5 separate regions of the Mus musculus genome follow, and regions 1, 3, 4 and 5 are each linked to region 2. Evidence: chromatin loops called from intact Hi-C (ENCODE). Cell type or tissue: left cerebral cortex. All regions are shown on one strand.

Region 1 (5,000 bases), 58 kb before region 2:
TTGGGCAGTGGTGGTGCACGCCTTTATTCCCAGCACAAGGGAGGCAGAGACAGGCAGATATCTGTGAACTCGAAGTCAGCCTGGTCGACAGAGAGAACTCCAGGACAGCCAGAGCTACACAGAGAAATCCTATCTTGGAAAACAAAACAAACAAACAAACAAAAGAATAAGGTAAAAGGAACTATTGAGGGATACCCTGAGGTCACAACTGAGCAAACCCTTCCCCACACAATAATAGGGCCAGCAAGATGGCTCAGGGGGTAAAAACATGTGCTGCGGAGCCTGACAAGCTGAGTTGAAGCATACATGCCCGTCCCCAGTAAATTTATAAAGAATATGTAAATTTACCATTTTACCAATTGACTACCAGCCAGAAGAGATATTATTTCTACATTTTAATACCTTTCGCCTTGCAGGTGAAAATACTATTGATCTTCGCTCCCCGTTGACGAACCCCTCCTTCGTGAACAGGTCTTCCGTGAGACTCTGCCTCTGAATTTTCCAGGAAGTCTAACAGCCATGTAAAATGAGGGAAGCTTGTGTCAGCGTTCATTAGAAACTTGGCCAAGGCTTGCCTATCACACGGGAAAATCTTGTTGCCCACAGCACTTGGTAATTAGCCACCAGAACATCTTCCAACACATTTGGAGCTGCCAGTTTAGTAGGTACCAGTGTCAGACTACCTCCTGGCATATCAAGAAGGGGAACCCACAGATGTGCCTAGTATTACAAATGACTAGCCTTTCGGGTGGGACGTAGTCAGTGGGAGAGAGGTAGAGTGCTGGCTTAGCATTAGTAAAACCCTATTTTCAGCTCCCATCACTTAAGGAGGTTGTGGCAGAAGAAGCAGGAGCTCAAGGGCAACCTTAGATACATAGAAAATTCTAGGCCAGCCTGAGCTACATGTTGAGTTCTCAGCCAGCCTAGGCTACAAAGCAAGACCCCTGTCTCAAAAAAAAAAAAACAAAAAAACAAACAAAACAAAACAAAAACAAAAAACAAAAAAACAAAAAACAAAAACAAGAGCCGGGCAGTAGTGGTGCACACCTTTAATCCCAGCACTTGGGAGGCAGAGGCAGGCGGATTTCTGAGTTTGAGGTCAGCCTGATCTACAGAGTGAGTTCCAGGACAGCCAGGGCTACACAGAGAAACCCTGTCTCAAAAAAACAAAAGACAAAACAAAACAAAACAGGACCCAGGAGACTGCCTGGTAGATACAGGTGCTCAGCCTCTAGGCCTGAGTTTTGAGTCCCACAGCCCACATAGGCTGGAAGGAGAGAACTGGGATTTGTTCTCTGACCTCCATATGCATACATGCGTGCCAAATGCACAAAAAACAGTAAGTGTAAAAAAAAAATACCTAAATAGGTGACAGGTTAGTAACAGTGGTGGTGGGGGTGGGGGGGAGGGTGGAGATCAAATTAATATTGTCCAAGATGAAGAAAGACCCAAGTAGAGATGTAGGCCAAAGGTGTCTTGGGGAAGGGACAAAGGGTTCTGGGGCAAGAGCTAGCCTGGCATATGGAAGAAATAACTAACAGGCAAGACAGGGGGGTCAGGGTGCTTGCCACCAAGCCTGAAGACCTGAATTCGAGTCCTAGGTTCCACATGGTAGAAGGAAAGAACACATCTCTCTCTCTCTCTCTCTCTCTCTCTCTCTCTCTCTCTCACACACACACACACACACACACACACACACTGCTGCACTTGAATGTGCAGGAGCATGCATGCACACACATACTTTTTTTTTTTAAGAAGAGAGAGTAGAGGAGAGAGTTAAAAATGGATATGATCAATATATATTGTATACATTTAAGAAATTGTTGCCGGGCAGTGGGTGGCGCACTCCTTTAATCCCAGCACTTGGGAGGCAGAGGCAGGAGGATTTCTGAGTTCGAGGCCAGCCTGGTCTACAAAGTGAGTTTCAGGACAGCCAGGGCTACACAAAGAAACCCTCTCGAAGAAAAAAAAAAAAAAAAAAAAAAAAAAGTAAATAAATAAGAAGGAAAGAAATTGTCAGAGAGTAAGTAATAGATATTCTAAACAAAATCTTAAAAGATTGGCTTATTTTATTTTATATATATGGATGTTTCCTCTGCATGTATGTCTTCACACCAGAAGGAATTGGATCCCACGAAGTTATGAGCCACCATGTGGGTGCTAGAAATTGAACTCTGGACCTCTGGAAGAGTACCCTATGCTCTTAACCACTGAGCCGTCTCTCCAGCCCTTAAAAAAATATTTTTTTTTTCAAAGAAAGAAACAGTAAACGCTGGAGGGAGTGGAGGGAGGCTGAGACCAGGAGTTTCAGGCCCCCTTGACTAGGGAATGAGACCTTGCCCCTAAAACAAAACCAAATGAGCAAAAAGCAAAATAGGAACGGATGCCCTCTTGTGGACATATGAGGAACAGTTCAACAAGAAGCCTGTAGAGATAGGGAGTCTCAGAAGCCATTCAAATGGGTGAGGGGTCAGCTGGACCAGGGAAGCAGCCAGTGTGGGAGGCGAGAGGAGCCAGATGTGAAGTTCTTTCGAGAGCAGGAAAACGTGGTGTGTGGTAGCTTGACTATGAGACATGAAGGGCAGGGACTACAGCTCAGGTGGAGGAGGGTTGCCTAAAGTGCAGTGGCCTGGGTTTGGTCCTCAGGGCCACATATAACTGGGCACAGTGTAACATGCATGTAGTTATACCACTCAGAAGATCAGAGATTCAAGGTGGCTGGGCAGTGGTGGTGCACGCCCTTAATCCCAGCACTTGGGAGGCGGATCTCTGAGTACAAGGCAGCCTGGTCTACAGAATGAGTTCCAGGACAGCCAAGGCTACACAAAGAAAACCGAAAATCTTGTCTTGAGAGAGAGAGAAAAAAAAGGGGGGCGGGAGAGATGACTCAGCGGTTAAGAGCACTGACTGCTCTTGCAGAGGTCCTGAGTTCAATTCCCATCAACCACAGGGTGGCTCATAATTATCTATAATGGGATCCAATGCCCTCTTCTGGTGTGTCTGAAGATGGCTACAGTGTGCTCATATACATAAAATAAATAAACAAATCTTTAAAAAAACAAAATAAATAAATAAAAACCACGCATGAAAGAAAGAAAGAAAGAAAAAAAGGAAGAAAGAAAGGAAGGAAGGAAGGAAGGAAGGAAGGAAGGAAGAAAGAAAGAAAGAAAGAAAGAAAGAAAGAAAGAAAGAAAGAAAGAAAGAAAGAAACTCAAGATCATTCTCAACTACACAGTGCCAGACAAACTTTGTTTAAATAGGATCTTGTCCTAGAAAAAAATGGAAGGAAGGAAGGAAGGAAGGAAGGAAAGAAAACCCTCTGAGTTAAGCATGGTAATAGACATCAGTAACCCAGCACTCAGGAGGAGGCAGAAGAATGGAAAATTCAAGACCAACCTGGTTCTCCCTTCTCAAACTAAAGGCAGCCCACTATGCTAGGATTTTGAAAGCACTGATACAACAAAACTACTGTTTTGTATCATATCACAGGATTCAACCTTGGGATTGAACCCAGGACCACAGGCTTGCTAAGCAAGCCGTCTACCACTGAGCTACATCCCCTGCCTACTCCTCTTCTGAGGCAAGGTCTGATGTCGCGTAGGCTGGCCTAGAACTCACTAGGAAACCTAACACTCCTGATCCTCCTGCCTGCACGTCCCAATTATATTCCCAAGTTCTGGAATTATAAGTGCGTCCCGCCATGTGTATATATGCACACACACAGAGGGAGTGTCAGTCAGAGGGCGATATGCAGTGCGTCCTGCCATGTGTATATATGCACACACACACACACACACACACACAGAAGGCGTGTCAGTCAGAGGGCGATATGCAGTGCATCCTGCCATGTGTATATATGCACACACACAGAGGGAGTGTCAGTCAGAGGGCGATATGCAGTGCATCCTGCCATGTGTATATATGCACACACACAGAGGGAGTGTCAGTCAGAGGGCGATATGCAGTGCGTCCTGCCATGTGTATATATGCACACACACAGAGGGAGTGTCAGTCAGAGGGCGGTATGCAGGAGTTGGTTCTTTCTTCATTCTGTGGATCCTGAGGACTGAACGCAGATCTTCAGGCTGAGCAGCAAATACCTGTCCCCACTGAGTTGTTATCTTGACTTTGTAAAGCTTTTACATGTATGGGTGTTTGCTCATGTGTATGTATGTGCACTGCATGTGTGTGTGGTGCCTGCAGAGGCCAGGATAGGGCCCAGGTCCCCTGAAACTGGAGTTACTGACTTATGTGAGCTGCCATGTGGGGGTGCTGGGAATCAAACCCAAGTCCTCTGCAAGATCAGCCAGTGCTCTTAACCACTGAGCCATCTCTGTAGCCCTCCCACAGTTTTGGTTTTGAGATGGAGTTTCATTCTATAGCCGAAGAAGGCTTTAAACTCATAGCGATCCCGGCTTAGTCTTCTAAGTACTAGTGTTTCACTACTTTCTCTGTGTGGCCCAGGGCACCCATGTACTGGGTGGGGATCCTTGCCTCTGCCTCTCTGCCTCTGCCTCTCTGTCTCTGCCTCTCTGCCTCTCTGTCTCTGTCTCTGTCTCTGCCTCTCTGCCTCTCTGCCTCTCTGCCTCTGCCTCTGCCTCTCTGCCTCTGCCTCTCTGTCTCTGCCTCTCTGTCTCTGCCTCTGCCTCTCTGCCTCTCTGCCTCTCTGCCTCTGCCTCTCTGCCTCTCTGCCTCTGCCTCTCTGCCTCTGCCTCTCTGCCTCTGCCTCTGCCTCTGCCTCCCGCATGCTGGGATTACAGGCACACCACACCCAGCTCTGTTTTTTAAAAAATCCTCTTACACTCTATTACCACTTAATAAGGATTAGGACATACCAGAAAGCATTTAAGACATCTGTTCCATAAGGATTCAACAGTAAGCTCATTAGTAGTGTTTGTGTATGGCATAGGATGGGCCATGGAGTCAGGACCATAATGACCATGGGGAGTAGCAACCAAAATCATGCTCAAGAGACTCAAGATTCCTCCATGCTAAGACCC
Region 2 (5,000 bases):
CAGGTTTATTGGGGGCTACACACACACACACTCACAGCATCACACGACAATGGCACAGTTACTCGGGACATCACGGTGGCCTCTGCCATCCACGGAGGGCCCAGAGGCAGTGGGTTCTGGCCTCCTCCCCTGTGGCCTAGACCCTGCCGGGTCCTTCCTCTGGGCCAGCTGAGGAAGGGAAGGGGCTGCTAGGGTGGGCCTCAGGCCTGGCAGGCAGGGGACGAGCAGGCAGGTTGGTCCAGCAGGCCGGGCTGGGCAGAGCCCCCCTCACTCCAGGGACTGCAGCATCAGCAGCTGCTTCAGCACCTTCGTCTGGCTGGTCTCTCGGATCTCTCCTGCCAGGAACATCTCATCTACCACCGTGTAAACCTGGGCAAGGAAGGAAGGGCAGGTAAAGCTGGAGTGAGGGAAAGGAGCCGAGGGTAGACCCTCAGCAGAGAAACAGCAAGGGGGCAGGCAGGGGCAGGCAGATCTTTGGTGGCTCTGGGCACATCCCTACTGCCACCTCTTGCCCACTTATCCACAAGCCTACCTTGTAGAAGTTGAACACCAGGTCCAGTTCACAGACATTGTGGAAGTATTCATTTAACACCTGAGAGAAGGAGAGGAAGACCAGTGGTAAGAGACAGGTACAGACAAGGCCATCAGTGCTTGAACCCTGTATCCCATGGTGAAAGGAGAAAAGCAGCCCTAAGCCTGTCCTCTGTGCAAGCTGCGGCACATGTGTGCCCGCATGAACACACATGTCACAGACACTAGACACACATGGTAGTGGTAATAATAATAATACTAATAAATAAAATAGGAAAAGAGACAGGCTGGGAGGCCTGGGATGTAGTTCAGTGTCTGTCAAGCATTTACAAAGCCCTGGGTTCCATCTCCAGCACTGCATAGAACCTGCTTAGTGGACCACATCTCTAAGCCTAGCACACGGGAGGTAGGTAGAGGCAGGAATTTAAGGTCACCCCTGGCTATACAGCAAGTTTGAGGCCAGCTGGGGCTCTATGAGACCTGTCTCAAAAAAGGGGGCCGGGGGGAGGGAGGATATGTGCAACTGGGGAGACGGCTCAGTGGTTAAGAACACAGGCTGTCCTTCTAGAGGACACAAATTTAGTTTCCAGCACCCAGATCAGGTGGCTCACAATGGCCTTCAAGTCCAACACCAGGGAGTCTAATGCCCAATGCCTTCTGGGTCCTCAGGTGCCTGCACACACGTCATACTTGCACACACATGCACCCACGCACAGTGGATCTGCACACGTCATACTTGTATACACACACACACACACACACACACACACACAGAGTGGGTGGAGGAAGAGACAGTAAGGCAGTTGTGTTGGCTGTCACTGAGCATGGGGAAAACTGAGCGGGGGAACCTAGATCATGAGTGCCAGGCCATCCTGAGCTACAAGGGAGGACATTGTCTCACACAAACAAGCCAGTTATCAAGAGGACAGATAGACAGAAATAGTGACTGAACCAGTGAGGACACAACCGTTGGATGACAGACAACTGAAAACCTCAATTGTGACACCAAGAGAGGGGTCAGGAAGAGGCTCAGCTGGTGCAAGTGCCCGCTGCCAAGCCTGCTGCCGGAGTTCAAGCCCTGAAACCACAGGCTGGAAGGGCAACACCTGCTCCATGTTATCTTCTGACCTACACACGCGCACGTGCACACATACACGCCATTGTATAGGCACAGTCACACCATGATTAGTCCAAGGTGGAGCCAGGTGGCAGATGGACAGATAGAAGAGGCACTAGGCCGGAACAGATGAGACAGGTGAGGAGGGAGAGGCAGATTAGAGAGACCCGTGCACACAGAGGAAGGCTGGGGGTGGGGGTGGGAGGACAAATGGCCACCCCAGCATTCCAGGGCCTCCTGGGCCGGCACCTGACTCACTTCTACGAAGTTGTGGATGGCCTCGAGATAGGCCAGATTGTTGTCGTTGACATCCACGCAGATGCAGAAGTAGAGGCCAGCGTAGCGTCGGTAGATGATCTTGAAGTTCCGGAACTGTGGGCAGAAAGGAGCCAGGGCTGAGCTTGGCAGAGGGGGCCAGATGCCAGCTGTTCCATTGTGTGTGTGAGCACGGGCTGTTTCTGCCTCGGGGAGGGGAGGGGAGGGGAGGGCAGGGCAGTATTGACAGCCAGCTTTGACACATGGTCCAGCAGAGGGTCACTTGCCCAGGCAGTGGGATGGAAACCCCCAGGCATGATTGGACTTGGGGGTTCAGGATAGGGCCCTAATCCCTTTTCATCCTGAGGGTCAGGGAGGTTTCCCAAAGGAGGGTACTGAGTTGAGAGTTGGAAGACAGTCAGGGGAGTTCCAGGCACAGGGAACAGATTGTAAAGGAGCCAGGGCAGGAACTGTGACTAGGCCTGGCAGCAGTAGGGGGCTGAGGCAGGAGGATCACATCTTTGAAGAAAGTCCAGGCTATGTAGTAGACCGTAACTCAATACAAAACAAAAATAAGTTTTAGCTTGTTTGTTTGTTTTAGCATAGAATCTACTGTGTAGCCCAGGCTGAACTTGTACTGGCTATGTAGGGGAGAATGGCCTTGAACATCTGATTCTCCTGCCTCCACTTCCCAAGTTCTGGAATTACAGACATGCAGCACTGCACTTGGCTCAAAGTCTCAGGAGAGAAAGGCATTTCAGATCAGCCTAGGCAACACAAACAAACAAACAAAACAAAACAAAACAAAACAAAACATGGAAGTTTCTTATTTTGGGGCATTTTGAAATTTTAGAGTTCCAGGAAGCTCAACGGACACATGTAAACATTAGAATAATGCTCACATGGCCCACAGCGAGGCACACCTGTGCTGGGGTAGACTTAATACTGTGTGCATGGACACTGGATGGGCTGGGACGTGGCTCAGAGGTGGAGCCCCTGCCTAGTATGCATGAGGCTCTGTGTTCTGGTCTCAGCACAGTGAACAAACAAGAGGAGGAGTGTACAGTTAACATATGGATGTGCACACTGGGATATGGCTGGTGTTTAGCCAAACCCAAGTTCTCTCTGGGATGTATGTAGAGCACCACCTGGTGGTAACTGCGGTGAATTACATAGTTTGTGAGTCCTGGAATTTTTTTTTCAGCTCAGTTCATTTTTTAAAAAAATATTATTTTGCTTGTTATTTATTTATTATTTGTACAAACAAGGTTTCTCTGTACAACTCTGGTTTGGAACTTTATATATAGCCCATACTAACTTCAAATTTTTCTTGATCTTTCCACATCCACTTCTCAAGTGTGGGGAAAACCGTTACCTCAGAGATAAAGACAGAAGGATAGTCAGGGCTGGAGGTCTCCCAGGACTAGAGGGAGACTGTCTAAACTGGGAGAAAATGGTGGGTGGTGGCAGCACACACTTTTGGGAAGCAGAGGCAGGAAGATCCGAGTTTGAGGCCAGCCTGGTCTACAGAGTGAGTTCCTGAACAGCCAGGGCTACACAGAGAAACCCTGTCTTGAAAAACTACACCCCCACCCCCACCCCATCGCCATTCCCTAAAAAGAAAGGCTCATCCATAAAGTCTCACTCTGCAGCAAAGAGGCAGACATGCAGCCACAGGCTTTAACCCCAGTGCTGGAGGCCCACTGGCCTGTCAGGCTAGAGCACCAGGCCTCAATGAGAGATCTTATCTCAAAACACAAGGTAGACAGCTCCTGAGGAATGACCCTCAAGGCTGACCTGTGGCCTCTGTACTCTGCCCTGCCACACCCATAAACATGCACAGGAATTCAGTGCCTGTGTCACAGGCATACACCGCGGTGGTAGGGTTCCAGGCATACATGGCAGTAGTAGGGTTCCAGGCATGCACTGTGGTGGTAGGGTTACAGGCATGCACTGCGGTAGTAGGGTTCCAGGCATGCACTGCGGTGGTAGGGTTCCAGGCATGCACTGCGGTGGTAGGGTTCCAGGCATGCACTGGGTGGTAGGGTTCCAGGCATGCACTGGGTGGTAGGGTTCCAGGCATGCACTGGGTGGTAGGGTTCCAGGCATGCACTGGGTGGTAGGGTTCCAGGCATGGACTGCAATGTTAGAGTTGCAAGCATGCACTTTTCCTCAAGACAGTATCTATGTAGCCCATCTTGGACATAAACTCACCATGTAACTGAGGAACCCCCCCTCTGCCTCTGCCTCTCAAGTGTTGGATCAGAGGCAGGCACCACCACCCCATGTGATGTGGCTCTGGCTTCCAGCCCTGCACTTCATGCATTCTGGGTAAGCACTTTACCAACTGAGCCATATCCTCAGCCTTCCATGCAACTTTCCTTTTACAGACAGGGTTTCAATGTGCAGCTCTGGCTGGCTAGAAACTCTATGGAGACCAGGCTAGCCTTGAACTCAGACAGCTGCCTGCTTCTACCTCCCGGATGCTGGGACTAAGGGTGTGAGCCATCAGTCCCAGTACTCACTAAGTTTCTTAAAATTATTAGCAATGTCACTATTCATAGCTCAGGACTTAGCATGTGGCTGACTTCAAGTGGCATCTGCTCAATGTTATCTCGGTTCAAGGCAGCACCAGGGACACCATGAGACAGGCTCAGCTTCTCTAACAGGCTTAAAGTGCGATGGGGGTCCTGAGCTGTCCTTAGATGGTAAGGACCTGGGATGGTATGGCGTGCACTTGGTCTGTGCTTCTTCACTGTTCCAGCGAGTTCCTGAGCCTGGGTACCCAGGACATGCTGAAACCCCATTCCATTCCCTTCCCCAGCCTCTCTGTCCCAACACCTCCCTCGTGCTTCTCACCCCCAACCTGCTCTCTTTGTGTGTGTGTGGGGGGGGGCGTATCTTGGAAGAACGAGCCCCCCTCTGTGCTACACTGCTACCACCTTGGGGGGGTCCCCTGCTCCTGCTCTTGCTCCCAAGTGCGGTGGTACAGCTCTGTGACCCCAGCACCAAGGAGGCTGAGGCTGGAGGATTATGAGTTTGAAGCCAGCCTCGAGATGGAATAGACCTGTGTTCCCATGCACTCAGGTGGCTGAGG
Region 3 (5,000 bases), 170 kb before region 2:
CATGCTGCCGATCATACTCGCCCTCCTCATCCCTCCAGCCATGTCCCGCTGTTCTGTAAATACCTGGTGCTAACATCCCATGCCGCTCCCCCGTGGCACCCCCAGCCACCTGCCCAGTTCAGGGCTGGTCCAGGAATGGATGTGGGGGATGGTCGCTGTGTAATGTGCCGGTGATCTTTTTTTCCCCTTCCCCTTTATGCCCCTTAAAACTTTGATTTTTGTCCTAAACATGCCGGGCCAACTAAAGGGTGGGGAGAGGAGAGATGCGCCCCACCATGCTCACAAGAACCAACCTGCAATAAACACTTCTATGGGCCGCCGCGCAGAGCACGCAGCGGGCACCTCCTGCCCCTCCGTGGTGACTTGGCATCGCTTTCTGCCCTCGCCCTGCCTGCCCCACTCCCCAGCGGAGAGCATGATCCGCACCCTTGCTTCTGACTCTAGCCTCTGGGACACGTCAGTCAACGCGGGCAGTTCGGTCTGGGTTCCTTTCCTTTCTCTGTTCTCATCTGGCCCCCCAGGGTGATCTTGTTGCTTTTTGCTGGGACCTGCCAGCTTTGAGACTCTCCACCCCTTGGCACCAGCCTTAAGGGAGGGAGGGACAGAGCAAATCAGGAGACCCAGCCTAGAGTTGAGGGCAAGGGCAGGTAGGCGTGAGGCTGTGGACTTTGCGGAATGTTTCGGGGTTTTATTTTGGTTTTTTGTTTTTCCTTTTTTTTTTTTTTTTTTAAACAAACAAACAAACCGGGCAATATTGTGTTCAGTTCAAGCTGTGAAGAAAAATATATATCAATGTTTTCCAATAAAATACAGTGACTACCTGTCTGGACTCTTCCGTCTGTCCTCAGCCTTCCTCTGTGGACAGGTCGCCAAGAGCAAGGCGCTGCCCTGGCTGGGCAGTCAGGGTCTGTGTATGAAGACTGCGAAGAACGGCCCGTCACCAGGAGAGCAGCTGAAGGACCCTGACTCAGGAGAAGGAAGGATGCTACAGCCAGAGGAACTACAGAGACCTTGTGACAGGAGAGGACATGGGTGGGGAGCAGAGGATGACAGGGCCTTCGTACTCACGGTGGGTCTCACAGGTGGCCACCTGGGTATGCCACCCAGGAGCCTGGAGGGGCACTAACGGCATCTGTAGTAGCAGGAGTGCTGCAAAGGGGATTCGACTTGAAGTGAAAAGCAGAGCAGCTTTGTCCCTGAGTTCGAGGCCAGCCTGGGCTTCAAGGGAGCTCCAGTCTCAATCAGTTGCAAAGCACAGCTGCTCCATGAGGCTGTGGGAAGAGAAGGCCTCTAAGTCACCTGGGGCTGCAGTAGAAGAGGGTGTGTGAATGGGGGTGGGAGAGCTCCCAGCTGCAGACCCCTCACCTCCTACGGCAAAGGCTGAGCTTTAGATAGAGGCTACTTTGGAGGCCAGAGAGACAGCTCAGCACAGAGGGTTGACAACCCGTGTTCAGTCCCCAGAAGCCAGTTACTGGAGCACACATCATGGTCCCAGCGCTCCTGTGGGGAGGTGGGATGGTGGAAGCAAGCCTGCAGACAGACCCCTCTTCAAGGCAAGGTGGAAGAGTGTGTGCACAACAGCACCTGCACTCCTGCAGGATGCAGATGGAGGAGGCCGCGTGGCCGCACCTGACTTGCTGAAGCAGTGACCCTGGGCATGAGTTTACACGTGGAAAATAACTACCGAAATAGTAAAATGATCTCTGGGCTGTGCCACTGTGTGTTCCCATTCCTGCCTGGACCAAGTGGCCTGTCATGCTGATGGTGGGCGTGCTCTGGCTTATGGGCATGCGCTGCAGTCAATGGGAGGGTTTGGTTTGGGTTTTTGAGGCTGAAGACCCAAGCAAGTAGAACCTCCCATTTCTGGGAAGTAGTGCATGGCAAGGTTTCCCCTCCCTACTCTGGCTCCCAGATACCAAGCATTTACGCACAACGTGCTCCACCCCAGCCCCCACTGCCTGTGGTTCTTGGCCCTCATTCCCTGCAACCAGCCAGCCACATTATTAGAAAATCCATCATACTGCCCCGTCTCAGGTTTTACAAACCAAAGACAAGAACTACATTCCAATTCCAACAACCCGAGGTCATTGACATCCTTGTCAGGGTGTGTGTCCAGGTCAGGCTCCTGGATCTAGGCCACAGTGTGCCAGGCAGGGTCCCCTCCATGCCCAGAGGGCAGCCCATGAAGCTAGCCATGGCCCCTTCTAAGTGTCATTCTCAATGTGACCAGCAGATGGGGCCATGAGAACAGAAGGCCCGCAGCTCGGCCTCAGGCCTGGTGTGTATTAGCGTTGTGTTGTTTAACAGTTCATTATAATCTAGTTTGTTTAGCAACCTAGGAAGCTTTTAGGCGTCTGAGATGGGCAGTGTGGCTGGCCTTGTAGGGGAAGCACATGGTCACCTTCGCTAGGGTTAGCTCTCTGACCTCCCTGGTTTCCTCAGCAAACTGGCACTATACCTCAACATGGCTCCTGATGTTCCTGGTGTGTGTGTTCTCTGCACAATACAACCATGACCATAAAATGCTAATGGATTAGTGGCACCTTCCTTCACGGCTACCTCTCTATCCGTCACGCTTATAAAATTTTCTGACTTTTGCTCTCTAGGAACCTTTTCCATTGCTCCCGTAGGCTAAGAGCCACTGTATGGCATTGCTACCACTGGGTCACAGCCACTTTCTGCAACCTGTTGTGTTTGACTTTGCTTTTATGTAATGTCCACGTCCCCAAAACTTAGTGGTGTGTTACTTTCTCTTTGATTTGGTTTGAGAGAGGGTCTCATGTAGCCCAGGCTGGCCCGGAATTTGCTATGCAACTGAGGGTGACCTCAAACTTCTGATGCCCCTGCCTCTACCTCCCGAGTTGTGGGATTACAAGCCTTTACCACCACACCCAGCTTCATATGGTGCTGGAGATGAAACCCAGGGCTTTGAGCGTGGCTAAGTCAGCAACGTGACCATCTGGACCACATCCCCAGCCTGGCTTTGGTTTTATTGAGTCAGGGTCTTGCTATGTAGCTTAGGCTGTGGCCTCCCCAGCCACCCAAGTGCAGAGAGTAAGGGTATTTGTCACAAGCCCAGCTTATGTGTGTGTCAGTGCGAGGAGGAAAATGAGTAAGAGGGCCTGTGAGAGAGATGGCTCAGCAGATAGAGATGCTCGCCACCAAGCCTGAAGCCTAGGTCCCTTCGGTTCCCGGAACCGACACAGTGAAGAGAGAACTCGGTCCTGAAAGCTGGCCTCTCACCTCCATGCACACACAAAAAATAAACGTAAAAAACTTATAAAAAGGTTTTAGAATTAATAAAGTCAAGAGACATTAAAGTGGAAGGGGGACTCGTTGCACAGAAAAAGGGCCAGCAGAGTAGGAGAGGACGGGAGAGGGCCGTAAATGAATAAAGTCTTCATGATGGAGACAGAGCCGCTCCCAGCATCCTGTTCCTGACTCCCACCAGACTTTGGCAGGTACCCGGGATTCTTTACAGACACAACCCTGTCCCGTGCCCTATCTGTCCACAGCCCAACTTGAAGCCTCACACAGATGCTTTCTGTAACACACATCGATGGGATTATTCATTTGTTGTCCCCCTGGACTGTGAGCCAAGCAGGGCCAGTTATTGCTCCATCAGTTATTGCTTCCGGCCCACAGCGGGCTCAAGGGAAATATGATGAATTAGTAACACATGAGAGGCCCAAGAAGCCAGTGAGGCATTGGACACCAGAGTCAGAAATAAAACACAACAGAAACACGCCCTGCTACTTGACTGGATTGCTTCCTAAATCCCTGGCTCAGGGCAGCCTCTGCCTCCAGGAAGCCCTCACTAGTGTCTCTCTACCCTCTCCAAGCCCTGTCCACCCGAACAATGAAACCCAGGAGGGCAGAACCAGGGTTGTGTCTGTCACTGGCATGTCCCTAACATCACAAAGGACACACCACAATGGGTGAGAGGCCAGACATAGGTATATTCTGACAGGCTGCCATCATGGGACTAAAAGGGGTCAAGGAGGAGGCAAAGTTTAAGTATGATCTTTTCTTCCACACCCATGAAATAAATGCTTCACCCCTGCCCTGCCCGCATTCCGGTACTGAAGATTGACTATCAAGTCCAGGGCACCTATTAGGCAAGAGCTGACCACGGAACCACCATTTTTTAAAAGAATTATTTATGTAGTTTATGTATATGAGTACACTGTAGCTGTCTTCAGACACACCAGAAGAGGGCATCAGATCTCATGGATGATTGTGAGCCACCATGTGGTTGCTGGGATTTGAACTCAGGACCTTTGGAAGAGCAGTCAGTGAGTGCTTCTAACCGCTGAGCCATCTTTCCAGCCCCTGAACCACAAACATTTTAAAGCCAGAGTTGGCCTTAAACTTTCTGTGGCTGAGGGTCACCTCAAACCTCTTCTAACCTCCTGCCTCTACCTCCAAAGTCCTGAGACAACAGGCGGGCACCACCTCACTTTGCTCCTGTTTTTGGAGAGTGTTTTTCTATGTGGTCTACATTAGCCTCAAACACTCAATCCTACCTCAGCCGCTCCAGGGCTGAGATTTACAGATGTAAGCCACCGTGCTCAGCTGCGTTTTCACTAATAACTTCATCGAATATACTTTTATTCCTCTGGGACATGAAACTGGGCTTGGTGGTCTACATCTACAACCCCAGCCTAGAGAGGTAGAAGAAGAAGAATCAGGAATTCAAGGTTATCATCTGGACGATGTGAGACCCTGTCTAAAAACTTTTAAAGGTGGTCTGGGTTCAGTGGAGGAGTTAGTGACGTGAGGTCCAGGTCTGAGCACCCCCATAACATACTGTACGTCCCAAACTGCATAGCTCAGTCCCAAGGGATCCGGTGCTTGCTTCTGGACATACAAAGATGTCCAAACATACACATACACGGGGGGGGGGGATGCAGATATCGAGGAGGAAGAGAGAGAAGGGGGAGAGAGAGACACGTAGAGCAAGAGGGAGGGGAAGGGGGCAAGGACAAAGAGACATAGAG
Region 4 (5,000 bases), 150 kb before region 2:
ATTCATTTCTTCTTGTGTCAGCTGATGACAGGACTTTCTCTTTTGTGTGTGTGTTTGTTTGTTTGTTTGTTGTTTGTTTTTTAAAGACAAGGTTTTTCTTTCTGTGTAGCCCTGGATGCCCTGGAACTCACTCAGTAGACCAGGCCGAACTTGAACTCAGAGATCTGCCTGCCTCTGCCTCCCATCGGATTAAAGTCAGGAGCACTGCCTCCACTAATCACATGATTTTCTTTTCTTTTCCTTTTTAAATTTTTTTATTAGATATTTTCTTCATTTACATTTCAAATGCTATCCTGAAAGTCCCCTATACCCTCCCCCCAAATGATTTTCTTAATCAGGTCCCCAAGTCTTTTTTTTTTTTAAGATTTATTTATTTATAATATGTAAGAACACTGTGGCTGTCTTCAGACACTGCAGAAGAGAGTGTCAGATTTTGTTACGGATGGTTGTGAGCCACCATGTGGTTGCTGGGATTTGAACTCAGGACCTTTGGAAGAGCAGTCAATGTTCTTAACTGCTGAGCCATCTCTTCAGCCCTCAGGTCCCCAAATCTTATCAACCCTCCATATTAGCCCGGATGTCCTTTCTGCAAGGAACCCCTCTTTGACCTCTCAGCTGGGCCAGAAGTCAGTCTCTCTCTCTCTCTCTCTCTCTCTCTCTCTCTCTCTCTCTCTCTCTCTCCCTCCCTCCCTCCCTCCCTCCCTCCCTCCCTCCCTCCCTCCCTCTCTGAACTGTCTAATCTCAGCTCTGCCCAGTGGAGGCAGCACCAAGGCTGTCTCTGCCACGGTCATATCCCCAGCATTGCCTAAGTCAGGACTGTTCCGGGAATGGTTTGGAAGATAAATGGATGGATGGATGAAGAACAAGGTTAGTGTTTGAAGACAGAAGTAAGTAGGAGAGGACCAGACCTGGTGGCACAGGCCTGAAACCCCAGAAACTCAGTGAAACCCTGTCTTTAAACAGCAACTTAAGAGGGGAGCCAGATGTGGTGACACACGCCTTTAATTCCAGCACTTAGGAAGCAGAGGCAGGCAGATCTCTGAGTTTGAGGACAGCATGGTTTACAGAGCAAGTTTTAGGATAGCCAAGGTTATCAGAGAAACCCTGTCTTGAAAAAACAAAAAGAAAAAAAATTAAAGAAAGAAAAAGAAAAACGTACAGTAAAATGAGGACTGGTGAAATGGTTTAACAGGAAGCATCTGCCTAGCATCCTCCAGTGAGGGGCTGGGGGCGTGGCTCAGTGGTAGAGCCCCTGCCTAGAATCTCCCAGTGAGGGGCTGAGGGCGTGGCTCAGTGGTAGAGCCCCTGCCTAGAATCCCCCAGTGAGGGGCTGGGGGCGTGGCTCAGTGGTAGAGCCCCTGCCTAGAATCCCCCAGTGAGGGGTTGGGGGTGTGGTTCTGTAGTAAATTGCTTGTTTGTCCTGGGTTCTAATCCCCAGTACCTAAAGGGGGGCCGGGAAGCCAGGCATGTTTATGTATTCCTTTCATCGCAGCTCTCAGGAAGCAGAGACAGCAGATTTCTGTGAGTTTGAGGCCAGCCTGGATTACAAAGCAATCCAGGGACAGCTCGGGCTAGGAAATGAGAGCCTGTCAGGGAGGAACATGAGGGCTTCGTGTGGGTGTGGGTGTTTCTGGAGAGTTTGCTCAGTAGTTAAGAACCCACACTGCCCTTCCAGAGGACCAGAGTCTGGTTGCTAGTACCCACGTAAGAGGTCGGAGTCTCTCTAACAATGGCTCCAGGGGAATCTGACACCCCTCCTCTGCCCACGCCAAACATCTGCACTCATGTGCACACATGCACAAACATATACATATTCATAATTTAAAGTAAAATGAATCAGGGGGCTGACAAGATGGCTCAGCAGTTAAGAGCACTGACTACTCTTCCAAAGGTCCTGAGTTCAAATCCCAGCTACCACATGGTGGCTCACAACCGGCCGTCACGAAATCTGACACCTTCTTCTGGAGTGTCTGAAGACAGCCACAATGTACTTACATATTATAAATAAATAAATAAATCTTTAAAAACAAAAACAAATAAATCAGGGCTGGAGAGATGGCTCAGAGGTTAAGAGCACTGGCTGTTCTCCCAGAGGACCCTAGTTCAATTCCTAGCACTCCAGTTCTGGGGATCTGACACCCTCACATAGACATACATGCAAGCAAAACACCAATACAGTGGAACAACATTATGAGCTAACCAGTACCCCGGAGCTCTTGACTCTAGCTGCATATATATCAAAAGATGGCCTAGTCGGCCATCACTGGAAAGAGAGGCCCATTGGACTTGCAAACTTTATATGCCCCAGTACAGGGGAATTCCAGGGCCAAAAAGGGGGAGTGGGTGGGCAGGGGAGTGGGGGTGGGTGGATATGGGGGACTTTTGGTATAGCATTGGAAATGTAAATGAGTTAAATACCTAATAAAAAATGGAAAAAAAAAAACAAAAAAAAAAAAACACCAATACACATAAAAAAATAAAAAGAAATCATCAAAAAATTTTGTTTTCAAAATAAGCTAGTGGTATGGGCAACACCATGTGAAACCTGGATGCGTTCTTCGGGGGATGAGCAGAGAGGCCCATAAGTCCCGCCCAGGAGGGAATAGAGGACATGAGGCAGCTGGGGCAGGGAGCTAGTACTTGGCGCCTCAGTCAGGACCTCTCGGTTGTATAACTGAGAAGGAGGCCTTCAATTCCAACAGATGTGAAATAGTTATCCTGCAACTAGTGTCTCGAGTTCATGGGGAAAATGAAAAAAATAGAAACATACTCATCTCGTGCCGGGCTGCAGTGCTTCACCATCCACAAAGCTCTCCACACACGCTCAGAAAGAAAGAGAAGAGACGGACGCAGACCCCCCCACCCCCAGCACCAAAAGTGGCCCCCACGTTCTGCCCTTGACTCGTTTTTTCCCCTAAAGTGCAGGCACCACCAGGTCACCAAGTTTATTGGATTCATACTTCTGCGGGGGAGGATAAAGCTGTCTTGAGGGCTCAGAGCAGGGTGCAAAAGAGTCGCTTGTCGCGGAAGGGATTCTCGGCGGCAGGGACAGGAGTCACCAGTGGGTCATCCTTAGCGTGCGTTTCGCAGAAAGCCAAAAGCTCGGCTGCTGCCTGCGACACCTGCAGGTGAGGGATAGAGATGCAGTTGACCCGCCCTAGCTTGGTTCCCGGGGAGTGTCCAAATTCCCGCCCTGTTTCCTGACCACGCCTCGACTGGCCACGCCCCCGGCCCACGCCCCACCTTCCCATCCCACCTCAGCTCTAGGCTCCGCCCTCAACGGAGCCTAATGCAGACCCTCAACCTATTTCCCCATCGGTTTAATGCACCTTCATGCGATCGATGTTCACTTCCAGCTTCAGCTGCTCCACGGTCTTGCGGGCCTCAGCAATCTTGGCCATGTTGTTGGACATGGCTGCAGCAGGAAAGGGGTTAAATGTCTGGCAGGAGTGTGGACTGGGGGCTGGAACACTCTTGGATCCCCCGGGGAGTAGCGAGAAGAGGTGGCGTGACCCAGTCAGTAACAGGAGACGTGGTTGGGACTATGAGTGAATGGGATCCCAGAGACAGGTAGAGGAAAGGATGACGACTCAAGAAGACAGGATGGAGGGGTGCACGGATGGAGGTATCAAGAGGCTGCTGGAGGAAGAGCAGAGGGGCTGGGAAAGGAAGGAGGGATGGATACACAGGATGGGAGGCTGAGAGGCAGGTGGAGGAGGGAGGGCCAGAAGGACAGGGCCACAGGTGCTTGATCAGAATCTTCTCATCCAGGTGCCCTCACCCCCTGGGGGATAGAGCCTGAGCCAGGAAGGGGGGCCCCTCCCCAGGCCAATTAGCAGCGACTCCAGGGAGAACTGAGAATTAAGATCTCGGCGGGAGGGGCACAGAGGAGGCCTCATTAGGGCCTCAGCAGCAGCTGCCCCCTCTGCCACCCTCAGGGACCCACCCCCTCTCCAGCCCTGACTGCCTCAAAGGCTCCTCTGCTCATTAGCAGGCAGGGGAGAGGGTTGGGGCAAGCCAACCCAGCCAGCCATTCGGAGTGGTAGAGAGGGTGACAAGTGAAAAAGCCAAGGGAGGGACAGAGTGACAGAAATGACAGGCATGAAGAAGGAAAATAGACTGAGGATGGAGATAGAGGTACTGGGGGAGAGATGATGAGGAAGAGGACGGGGGGGGAGGGGGGAGGAACAAAAGGAGGAGTAGAAGCAGCTACAGACGGACCAGAAACGGAGGAGATAGGAAGACGGAGACAGGAGAGGAGAAACCCAGACAGAGAGGGACATGGCAGGGTTAGAAGAGAAATGAAGCAAGGAAAAAGGAGAGAGATTGGGAGGCACAGGCAGAAGGAGAGGACAGAGGAGAAGACGGAGACACACGGAAGTATAAAGTCATTGATTCTCTCAGTCACCCATTCACTCATTCAGTCCCACAGGGACAGATAGTGGCCATCTAAGCAGCTACCAGGACCCGGACAGGAGCTTCCTACCTACCTGTTGCAGCTCAGGGCTGGGATGGCTGATGGGTGACAGAGGCTGACAGAGGCAGTGGCTGGTCCTCTTCCCAGCCCCGCCCCCTCCCCCGGGGTGCAGCCCCTCAGGACCGCCTTCTCCTCCTAAGCACCACCTGTCTCCATGCCCTGGGTCTGTCTCTGAGTCCTCTCCTTGCACTGATGAATCTTCCTCCTCCTCCTCCTCCTCCCCCTCCTCCTCCTCCTCCTTCTCTCTCTCTCTCTTTCAGCCATTCCTGTTTAGAGCCTGTCTTTCTCTGGAGTCCCTCTGTCACACTTGCACTAAAAGACGGGCCCTCCAGGTGTATACGCTCATGCACACAAGCCTCTCCTCTTCCCACTCAGCCTCCCACTCTTTCACAGGCCATCAGAGTAGCAGCCTCACCCCATCACAGCACATCACAGCACACAGACTCAAAAGTCGCTCACACAGGGATGCATCCTATTTTGCTGGGTCACTGAGTAACCCAGTCCCGCCCCACCCCCCACCCCC
Region 5 (5,000 bases), 130 kb before region 2:
GCAGGGCCTCCTGAAGCACAAGAAAAACAAGGCCGTTAGAAGGCTCCAGAACCCACCTGCCTCCTGTTCATGAATTCCTGGCAGAGATCCATTTGGAAATGTCAGTCCCCTGTCCCTTATCTCCGTTAGGAAGATAAGGCTAACTTCCAGTCTTCATGCTGTAGCCCCATCTATGTGAGCTAAGACTCAGAAGGGCCCCTTGTTAGTTCATTCTCTATTAGCTATGCTTGCATCTGCTCCTGAAACCCTATTAGACTAGCTTTTCTCCTGTCTCTCTTCACATCTTTGTTTTGTCTTTTTGTGTTTTGAGATAGGATCTCTCTCTGTAGCCCTGGCTATCCTGGAACTCACTCTGTAGACCAGGCTGGCTTGGAACTCACAGAGATCTGCCTACTTCTGCCTCCTGAGCGCTGGAATTAAAGATGTGCACCACCACAACTGGCATCTTATCAATTGATTAATTAATTGGCTAATGAATTAACTATATGTAGATGGGTGTTTTGGCTGAATGTTTGTCTGAGCACCATGTGTGTCCAGTGCCCTAAGAGACAGGAAGAGGATGTACGAGCCCTTGGAACTGGAATTAGAGATGGTTGTGAGATGCCATGTGGGTGCTGAGAACTGAGCTCAGGTCCTCTGGAAGGGCAGCCAGTGCTCTTAACTGAGCCACCTCTCCAGCTCCTGCTATCTTCTTATTTGGGGGTGGGACAATGAAAGGATGATCAGGTGCCTTTCTCATTGACTTGCCACATTATTATTATTTTTTTACATTTGTGTGTGTGCGCACGTGTGTGAGCTCGCACACACGTGCACATGTGTGGAGGTCAGAGGACAGCTTGTAGGAAGGAGTCAGTTCTCAGATCCTTCTACTGTGTAGGTCTCAGGGACTGAATCACGTAATAAGGCTTGGCAATGAGTGCCCTTTACCCACAGAGCCATCTCATTGGCTACCCCCCCCCTTTAAAAGATTTATTCCATCACTCACACACAATTTTTTTAACACGCATGCACGTTTTGCCCACACCTATGCCTGTGACCACCTGGTGCCCATGGAGGACAGAATAAGGCATTGGATTCCATGGAATTGGAGTTACAGACACACGTGAGCCACACGGGTGCTAGGAACCACATTCATGTCCTCTTGAAGTGAGCCAGTGTCCTAGCCACTTCATCATCTCTCCAGCCCTGTTTGTGTGTTCATTTACTTATTGAGAGAGTGTCTCACTATTTAGCTCTAATAGCCTAGAACACCCTTTGTAGACCAGGCTGGCCTTAACTCAAAGAGATCCTCCTGCCTCTGCTTCCTGAGTGCTGAGATGAAAGTTGTGTGCCACCATACCCAGCTCCCTTATTTTTTTTTAGCTCCCTTATTTTTTTAAAAAATATTTACCTATGTCTGTAGGTGACTCTGTGTGTGTGTGTGTGTGTGTGTGTGTGCATGTGTGTACACCTGTACTTGAGTGCAGAGGTCAGAGGTCAGAGGTCAGAGGAGGGTGTCAAGTGCACTCTATCACTCTCTGTCTATTCCTGTGAGGCAGAATCTCCCCCTGAACCTGCGCCTCAGGTGCTCAGTGACTTTCCTGTCTCCACCCTCTTGAGAGCTGCAGTTAGAGACACATATAAGACATTCTGCTTCCCATGTGGTGATGGGATTCGAACTCATGATTGTGCAGCAAGAGCTCTTAACCACGGAACCATCTCTCTAGCTTCATTCGCCTAGTTTTTTGAGGCAGAGTCTCACTTTCTTAGGCTAGCCTTGTTCTGATGAGCTCCACAACCCTCCTGACTCTCCCAGGCTCACCCCAGCCTCTTGCCTGGCTTCTTAGGTGGGTCCCGGAGACTCAAAGTCAGCTCTTTCATGCTCAACTGGCAGGCACCTTATTGAGACAAAGTCCCTAGATGTACCCCAGCCCCTTTTTGAGCCAGAGTCTCACTCGCACAAAGCCCAGGCTGGCCTCAAACTTGCCCTGTATGGGGAGTATGACCTTGAACCCATAACCTTCTTGCCTGCACCTTCTAGTAGGATGTTGCTGGCACATGACACAGTACATGAGGGCTTTAAGTTCAGGTCTTCTTGCTGTGGGAGAATTCAGTGGTAAAGGTCGGGGTGCGAGGGTGCGGGAGCAGGCAGATCCAAGGGTGGTCTTGAGGCTGCCTCATCAGTTTTGACCCTCTTTTCGGGAGGTACTACACTTCCCTTTATCACCAATGGGAAGTTCTTACGGAAGTTCCCCCTTAGTGCTCCCTGCTGCTGCAGCAGACTGGCAACCTCATATAACAAACAAGCAGTGCAATTCAAACGCCTCACAATTCTTCCCTTCAGGAGGAGCCACACCCTTCGTGCCTCCTGTAAGTCCCTCTGTAAATCTAGCCTTCCTGGTGGCCTCAGCAGTGAGCACAGACCAAGGCACTCGGGACTGGGATGGGGGATGGAGCTAAGTTGGAAGAGTGACTGCCTAGCAGGAAACTCTGGGTTTAGTCCCCAGTATTGTATAAAAGACCTGTAGTCCTAGCACTGACCAGGGAGGTAGAGGCAGAGGATAAGGAGTTCAAAGCCATTCTTGTCTACCTACTGAGTCTGAGGGCAGCCCGGTCCACAAGACCCTGTCTCTACAATTTAAAAAAAAAATCTAGGATTTTATCTTATTTTGGAAGCCACAGAGGCAGGGCCAGGGAATGTCTCACAGGGGACTCAGTGAGACCAGAGGTAGCGGCTGCCAGGGGCAGACAGTTGACCCTCAGACAAAAGCGGCTTGTCTGGAAGCTGGCGGGAGGGCGGGGCCAGCACCCAGCCCTGCCTATTTAGGGCAGAAAGACTGGCCTGGCTCTAGGCAGCAGCCACAGTCCTCCCCCACCCCCCAGCCCTTGTCTCCTCCAGGCCTGGCCTCTTCCCCTCCCAGAACAGAAAGAAACCCCCATGTGGCCCTGTCTGTGCAATGAAGGTCAACAAATGTCCCCCACTCTGGGTGCACTTGGATGCCCGTGGCCTAATCAATCAACCTTAACTTAAAAAGAAAAAGAAAAAAGAAAAGTTTGTGCATATACTATCAGGAGGCATCTGAGGAAAAAAATATACAAAAACCCCACAGGCTGCCATCAACTGCCTGTGTCATGTTCCAAGTGGACCAGACTGGTCTGCTGCTTGGCCCTCTGGTTACCATGGCCCTCTGGTTACCACTGCATTCGGTGTGCAACATGACCCTCGCCCCCTACACACACACACACACACACACACACACACACACACACACACACACACACTGCTTGGGCTTTTCTGATGTGATCTCCCATCCTCTGCCTTTTAAAAATAGTCCCTTTGCCATTCTGCACCCTGTCGTTCTCCCTTTTCTCATGCTTCCTCACGCACATGCACAAAAAGTGTCACTGGTTTATCATGTCTCCCAATAAGAAGTGATTTCTCACTAGGACAGAGGTTTTATGTTCACAGTGGCACTCTTCTCCCTTGGGCTTAGAACTTAGGAAACGTCTGATGAATGAATACTAGAATGTTCGTGGTGGAATACTACACAGTTGTTAAGAGGGATGAAGGCAGATTTTTCTGTGATACAGTACTGAGCAGAGAAAGGACATGCAGGGGAGGGAGGAAGCCAGAATCACAGTCACAGGGACACATTCTTTAAAATGTGCCATCCTGTAACTTCATCATGATGGGAGCAGAGCAGACTTCACTTAAGCGAAGACAACTACAACGCCATCATCTTTTTTGGGTTTGGAGACAGTTTCAGGTAGCCAAGGCTGACCTTGCACTCTCTATGTAGCCAAGGATGACTCACTTTCAATCTTCCTGCCTTCATCTCCAGAGGGCCCGAGTGCTCAGATGAGAGCACTCCTGAGTGCAGACCCAGTGGTGATGATCTAATGGGGGGGCCACCATTCTATATGCTGCACTGCCGACAGGAGTTGGCAATGGTCCTAAGTCCGGCCAAACATGGGGGCTCTTCAAAACCCAAAGTTGGCAAGTCCCAGCTTGTGAGCTTCTGGACATACCTAGATTTGAACCCCCAAATTTGCATTATCTAACCATTTCCATACCTGGTGTCACTTCTGGCTGGACCCCATTTCGAGGACCATGGGCAAAGTCTTGGGACCTCACCCAAGAAACTGGACTTTTATAAAACAGCAAAACCTTCGAGACAAGCCAGGGGTGGGGTTTGACATTCTTCAGTGCTCTGGGAAGCAGACAGGAGCAAAGTTCAAAGCCTGTCTAGGAATCAGAGAATCCCAGCCTCAAAAAGAGGGCTAGGGCCAGACAAGATACAGAAGCAGGTGGATCCCTTTGAGTTCCAGGCCAGCCAGGGGTTACACACTGAGATCTTGTCTCAAAAACTGAACCAAACCAAAACTAAACTGAAAACAACAAAGGAGGAGAGGTAGAGCCCCTGTGAGGGGCTAGAGGTGTGGCTCAGTGGTGGAGCCCCTGCCTAGAATCCCCCAGTGAGGGGGCTGGGGGTGTGGCTCAGTGGTAGAGCCCCTGCCTAGAATCCCCCAGTGAGGGGCTGGGGGCGTGACTCAGTGGTAGAGACCCTGCCTAGAATCCCTCAGTGAGGGGGCTGGGGGCGTGGCTCAGTGGTACAGCCCCTGCCTAGAATCCCCCAGTGAGGGGCTGGGGGCGTGGCTGAATAGTACAGCACTTGCCTATCCTGTTCCTTACCCTTAGTTCCATCCCCTGGATTGGTAAATAAAAAACCAAAGCTTTGCCCGGTATTCTCCATCTCTTTCCTGGCATGCAAACTGTTTTTGAGAGTAGATACATTAGAAAAAAATCAGAACAGACTCAAGCCAATTCAAAAGGTAGTGGCCTTCTCAGCATAGGGAATCAAATGGAAGATGAGGGGAACTGTGCGGGCCAATGAATATTTAAGGTGAGACTTGGCCCTCAGTGTCCAAGATCCAATCATCTCTTCCACTGCCCAGCTGTAAGACCTTAGGTAGGTGTCTTGACCTCTCTGGGCTTTACTTTCCTTATCTGCAATGTGGCA

The links. Peaks named below come from ENCODE experiments on the same cell type or tissue, not always from the same donor. Only the 100,000 strongest peaks of a DNase experiment are listed, where the experiment ranks them.
Region 1: a loop joins it to region 2, with 5 times the contacts of the local background. A loop is called at or near these places in 27 of 42 quality-filtered maps.
Region 3: it touches region 2 in a loop (4-fold over the local background); 4 of 42 quality-filtered maps call a loop at or near these places.
Region 4: it touches region 2 in a loop (4-fold over the local background); 11 of 42 quality-filtered maps call a loop at or near these places.
Region 5: a loop joins it to region 2, with 2.9 times the contacts of the local background. A loop is called at or near these places in 10 of 42 quality-filtered maps.

Annotation. Positions count from the first base shown.
Region 1 is chr7:16,802,266-16,807,265 of GRCm38, reverse strand. No RefSeq gene overlaps it. Among named protein-coding and RNA genes, the nearest start is that of Strn4, 11 kb to the left of the region's middle. In left cerebral cortex, a CTCF peak has its summit at 2,391 (motif pointing left); a DNase peak (open chromatin) is centred at 2,422.
Region 2 is chr7:16,744,281-16,749,280 of GRCm38, reverse strand. It overlaps Ap2s1 (adaptor-related protein complex 2, sigma 1 subunit), which reads right to left. Exons shown (of 5, transcript NM_198613.2): 3 at 1,907-2,020; 4 at 533-592; 5 at 1-369. The coding sequence ends at 268. Among named protein-coding and RNA genes, the nearest start is that of Ap2s1, 8.3 kb to the right of the region's middle. In left cerebral cortex, a CTCF peak has its summit at 3,056 (motif pointing left); DNase peaks (open chromatin) are centred at 1,365 and 3,020; H3K27ac peaks cover 230 bases.
Region 3 is chr7:16,911,200-16,916,199 of GRCm38, reverse strand. Calm3 (calmodulin 3) reads left to right here. Exons shown (of 6, transcript NM_007590.3): 6 at 1-821. Among named protein-coding and RNA genes, the nearest start is that of Ptgir, 7.2 kb to the right of the region's middle. In left cerebral cortex, a CTCF peak has its summit at 2,227 (motif pointing right); DNase peaks (open chromatin) are centred at 1,174 and 2,154.
Region 4 is chr7:16,893,357-16,898,356 of GRCm38, reverse strand. It overlaps Gng8 (guanine nucleotide binding protein (G protein), gamma 8), which reads right to left. Exons shown (of 4, transcript NM_010320.3): 3 at 3,330-3,415; 4 at 2,922-3,122. The coding sequence starts at 3,413. The coding sequence ends at 2,994. Among named protein-coding and RNA genes, the nearest start is that of Gng8, 4.1 kb to the right of the region's middle. In left cerebral cortex, a CTCF peak has its summit at 3,116; a DNase peak (open chromatin) is centred at 3,146; H3K4me3 peaks cover 258 bases.
Region 5 is chr7:16,878,137-16,883,136 of GRCm38, reverse strand. Dact3 (dishevelled-binding antagonist of beta-catenin 3) reads right to left here. Exons shown (of 4, transcript NM_001081655.1): 2 at 1-10. Among named protein-coding and RNA genes, the nearest start is that of Dact3, 5.3 kb to the right of the region's middle. In left cerebral cortex, no CTCF peak of the experiment used is centred here; a DNase peak (open chromatin) is centred at 2,765; H3K27ac peaks cover 300 bases.